Regions from separate parts of the Homo sapiens genome. Here region 2 is linked to region 1. Evidence: read pairs that join two places in POLR2A ChIA-PET (ENCODE). Cell type or tissue: PC-3. All regions are shown on one strand.

Region 1 (2,500 bases):
GAATCCAGACATGTGAAAATGAGGGATGTGAGCCTGAAAGAGCTCAGAGTGAGGGCCTGAGGGACCCTTCAGTCCTGCATTCATCAATCTTACTGAGCATGGGCTATGTACTAGTACACTTAGGTACCACAGTAACTGATGATGTTTGCAGATTGACTTTTTGCTAGAGGATTGGACTGGGAACTCTTCAGAATTTAAAGGATAAGTCAGTCTAGACTTTAAGAGCCTTGCTATCTCTTCCTATTCTTTCCCTTCTTCTCAGCTCAGCAACTGTGTCTGCATTGTTGGAGGCAGAAAAGCAGTCTTTTCACAGATTCTTGGGCCCAATAATCATGGGGTGTGGAGTTTAGAGGTTGTGGAGTGCAGATGAAGGCAAAGCTTGTGAACATCAAACATGAAATGCATGCAGTGCAAGGCATCTGATGCATCATCTCATTTTAATCCTCATCATTAATCCTAAAAGATAGCTATTATTATACCCATTTTACAGGTGGCAAAACCAAAGTTCAGAGAAATTAGTTAGCTTTCTTCCTAGGCCATAGGGTATGTTATGGCAGAGGCAGGATTTGAACCTAAGTAGCTCTGATTTCAGGGCCTGTGATTCTTCCTTTGCACTGCACTGCTACTTGGGCCCATGTCTACCACTTATTTACTGTGTGGCTTCCTGTAAGTGACTTATTTCTACTGGGTCTCAGCTTCTTCACTGGTAACATGAAGGGGTTACGTTCCATGGACTAGAACAATACTTCTCAAACTTTACTGTGCCCACGGATCACTTGAGGATCTTGTTAAAATACAGATTCCAATTCAGAAGTTCTAGTGTAGGGCCCAAGAGTCAGCATTTCTGACAAGCTTCCAGGGGATGCTTATGCTTCTGGTCCAAGACTGCACTTTGAATACGAAGGGCTTAACCCTCTCCAAGGGTCCCCCATCCAGAAAGATTGACTCTTGTTGGGGAGAGAAGCAGAGGTCTTGCTCAGGCGAAGATTATTCTTGCAATTCTTTTTCATTCCATTCAGTTTCTATGCAAAGATCAGGGCAAGGAGAATGTCTCCCATTTCGCAGATGAGGAATCAGAGGCTCAGAGAGGAACAGCGCTTGCAGGGTGCCTTTCCCCCTTTGACAGCTTCTTCTTGGCACACTGGAGATCAGCCTCTTTAGTAGGCACCTCCCATAATGGATGGCCCCCATATTTCCCCTAATGGGGAGGACCCTCCTGACAAACATGGAGTGTTTTTTTATGGCCTCAGTGTTTTTCTGCTGCTAGTGGCTGCTGGAGCATCTGTCTGTCCCTCACTTGCAGCCTGGTTAGACTGAGACAGGCCTGGGCTCTCTGGAGGGAGGTGCTCTGAGAAGGAGCCAGCTTCAGCCCAGAAGCCTGTCCACGTGCCTGCAGCCAGCTCCGTAGTGCTTGGCACTGGCAGGCTCACGTTCCATGGGATGGCTTTGGGCTTGTTGGCTTGGAAGGGAGAAGGCACCGGAAGAGTGGATGTTTGCAGTTGGATTTATAGGCTCTGTATTTACCATATTGTCAGGGAGACGGGGCTGCAAGACTGACTCAGCCAGAGCAGGAAGGCTGCACCCGGCACCTCTGGTGGTCTCAGCACACCCAGCCCTGGGGCCACTGTGCCAGGCCTTCACCAAGACCAGCTTAGCCTCTGTCCTCACCTTCACTCATGCAGGTCCCCCTCCCAAGAATGATCTCTTATCTTGTGCCATTCTCAATCTTAGTCCTGCTAGACCCTCCAAAGGTCTTCAAGGCAGCTTTCCCACTCACCTCCATCAATCCTTTCTTTGAACTTGGCCTGCGTCATACAATCCAGCACTTGCCTACCATAGTGCCTGTGTATAGATGTATGCTGCATGGACTTGTTTGTGGGTGGATCTTGTTTTTAACCTACTTCTTGAACCTGGGAACTAGGATGTATACTGAACCTGCATCCTTCAGCTGAATACACAGTCAGCGCTTAGCAAAGACTATAGGATGAGCTCTCTAAAGCAAGGCAGGAAGGGTGTGCTGGAGAGGAAGGGAGTAGGGCTGAGTAGTTGGCACCAGTCTGTGGTGCTGCATGCCCCAGGGAATTCCTCTTGGCCTCCTTCCTCTAAAAAATGTTTGGAAACTATGCCCTATCCTCAACCCTCCCCATTCTCTCCAACCCCTCTGTACCCACAACTATTGGGTAGTAATGCCTGCCCTTCTCAACAGGAAGAGGGCCTGCCGCCAGATCTTATCCCACAGCATGGGAGGATCTGGAGGTGGTCTAGGTGGATGCCAAGGGAGGGGTTTTAAAAGGACAGAGTGCTTGGCACAGCCAGGACCAACAGTCCTGCAAAGTGGGAGAGCCTTGGCAGATCAAGTAGGGTTGAAGCACAAGCACTCATTCCTGGAGCAAGAGCCTCTGGGATGCTTTCCTCCTCCCCAGATGCTGGGAACACCTCATCCCCAGGAGCCCCCAGGAGCCATGACTTGGCCCGGGCAGATCTACAGTGCAATAGAACG
Region 2 (2,500 bases), 230 kb after region 1:
CCCAGTGTCTGCCTGACTTCTCAGCTACAATGTGAAAGATGAGGGCAGGAAGCATGTCTTCTTCACAGCTGTGATACCAGCATCTGGCCCCATGCAGAGCCCATAGCATGTGCTCTATAAATGGATTTCTACAGCCATCCATTCACTGCACGTGCATTCATTCTTTAGGCATTCCTCAAACCTCCGTGTGTACCAAAACCTGGGCCAGACACATTTCAGAAGAGGGAGAAGCAAGAAGAAAATATAGGATAAATTATCCCAGCCCCTGTCATCCACCATTCCATTCATCCATCCAATAAACGTTTACCAATGACACTTAGTACTGAATCCTGAGCCGGCAACTGCTTATGCAACTGCTTGCATAAGGATGATCAAGGGAAGGCTGAGGTTGAGCCGCAGCTGGGCCTCAGAGAATGGGCAAAATGTCAGGAGGAAATGTAGCCAGGGGAGAGGGAATGGCAGGAACAGAGGTTTCCATGAACATCACCCTGCCTGGTGGTTAGGGTACAACTGCTATCAAGATAGCTTGGGGCAAATCATGGAGGCATTTAATTGTCAGGCATGAGAGTTTCCTGGGCTCCAGAGGAACTTGATCTCGGCCTGTCATTTCCAGGTGTGAGAAGGCAGGTGAGGCAGGCAGCGCTGAAGGTTTCAGGTTGGTTGCTCCTGGGCAGAGTATGATTTCCTGTTTGCCTAGAGAGGAAGAAAAGGCCTTCGAAAGACAGTGAAGGTTCTCCAACAGGCCACACAAGCTCAAAATGGCTCAGACAAAGCTTTGTGATGACTTTAATGCAAATGAACTAAAAGTATATGGATTAAATTTTCCTCCCTAAAATACATGAGCTGTGGAAACAGAAAGGTGTGTATTTAAATGTAGGCCCCTTGAGCTCTCTCTAAGCCTGTCTTAGCGCAATGATACACCATGGACGCGGTTAACTCTGCAGGTGCCACAGTTCCACCCAACAGCTTTGGACCTAATCAAGGATAAAGGGGTCTCAGCCCTCTAATGCTGCAGCTCCCCTCCCCAAATCTTCTGGGCCCTGGCAGGTCCTGGCAGAGATCCTGGGCCCACTCTTGGCCTCTTTGACCAGGAAAAATTTGCTCCCGGGCTTAGGTCTTCAAAAAACACCAGCTCTTTCTGGCTAGCCAGGAAGGAGAGTAAACACCAAATAATAACAAAACAATAGGTATAATTTTAATATTTATTCTTTCACATGTAAACACATTCATCTAACAAAAGACTGAATCAGTATCTCCTTTGACCCTCATCAGAAGCTGAGGGGATAGTTGGCAGTGGGTGGAGGGGGGCGAGGGGGATTATTATCCTCATTTTACAGATGAGGAAGCTCAAGTCCAGAGAGGTTAAAGTGACTTTTGTGAATGTCACACCTCTGCTACAGTGCTCTAATAAGCCCACTGCACCAAACTTCCAAATTGGTAAGATCATGGCATCCTTTTTCAGTGAAGAGTGTGTCCCGGATGCAAATAGCCATTAAGTGGTTCATATGGTTCTGTGGTTGAGATGGGCCCTAAGAAGCTGTGATCTTTCCTCCCATCTCATGGTAACCTAGGGGTTAGAGGTAAGGCTACAGTCTGCAACTGAGGTCTGGACTCAGCCCAGGCAAGAACCAGAGACCCGGTCTCCTGGCCCCAGCCCAGTGTTATTTCCACTCTGACACTGACCTAGGGCAAGGCCCTCCCAGTTTTTTCAGCCTCCCTATCTGTAGTGAGAGGGTGTGGGAGAGAAAGCCTCTAGGGCCCCTTCCAGGGTCCAGGCTGTAGCTGTGATCAGTTCTGAGCTCAGGATGTGAAGGTGAAGAATGAGAGCAGGAAGTTCCAGGCTCCAGGGGGTGGGGCAGGCCCCACCAGGGGAGGCAGAGGGCACAGAAGCCACCCCTGACCGACTTCACAAGATAAGGCCCACCCTCACCTCCCCACTTCCTCCTCTCCAGCCCCAGGGTCTCCTTTGCTTCCACATCTTGTTGACTTTTGAATTTACAAGGTGTGCCAGTTGCCAAGGCCCCTGGTTGATTACACCCCCGGACCTGCCTTAGGAAAGCATCCTCCTCTCCAAGCCCCCACCAGCAACTGGGAGGTGAGGCTGGGAACGCAAGATGGGATCTCTCAGGTGCTGGAAAGAAATTAAAGAGGAAACTTATCAAAAAGAGGATGGAAGAGAGAAAGCAAAGGTAAGTTCCATTCTGGAAAGGAAATGGGGAGGAGCCACGTGCAATTTTATAGCCATGTTCTGAAACTCATGACTCTTGACCAGGTCCGACTCTGACCGTGGGGGAAAGCTCAGGTGGGGTGAGGAGCTTTATGGTGTTTGCTTGGTTTATTGGCTTTGTGGAAGAGGATATGAGGGCCCAGGCAGTTCTCTGGAGATAGGACCCCTCAAGGAAAGGCCAAGATTTATGGTTTCCGGAAGCCCTCAAGGTTACTGGCCTAGGCCTAGGCTTTCCTTGGTTCTGGGGATTTAAGGGAGGGAGGGCCTGGAGGT

Evidence for each region. Peaks named below come from ENCODE experiments on the same cell type or tissue, not always from the same donor. Only the 100,000 strongest peaks of a DNase experiment are listed, where the experiment ranks them.
Region 2: POLR2A ChIA-PET joins it to region 1 with 6 read pairs; 2 of 35 experiments call an interaction of 5 or more read pairs at or near these places.

What each region holds. Positions count from the first base shown.
Region 1 is chr1:47,926,336-47,928,835 of GRCh38, reverse strand. The region is part of intron 2 of TRABD2B (TraB domain containing 2B); the gene reads left to right. Among named protein-coding and RNA genes, the nearest start is that of TRABD2B, 70 kb to the left of the region's middle. RefSeq lists a silencer at 1,305-1,599 and an enhancer at 1,957-2,126. In PC-3, no CTCF peak of the experiment used is centred here; DNase peaks (open chromatin) are centred at 1,485 and 2,045; H3K27ac peaks cover 1,796 bases.
Region 2 is chr1:47,697,586-47,700,085 of GRCh38, reverse strand. All of the region lies in intron 2 of LINC01738 (long intergenic non-protein coding RNA 1738), which reads right to left. Among named protein-coding and RNA genes, the nearest start is that of LINC01738, 10 kb to the right of the region's middle. In PC-3, no CTCF peak of the experiment used is centred here; no DNase peak of the experiment used is centred here.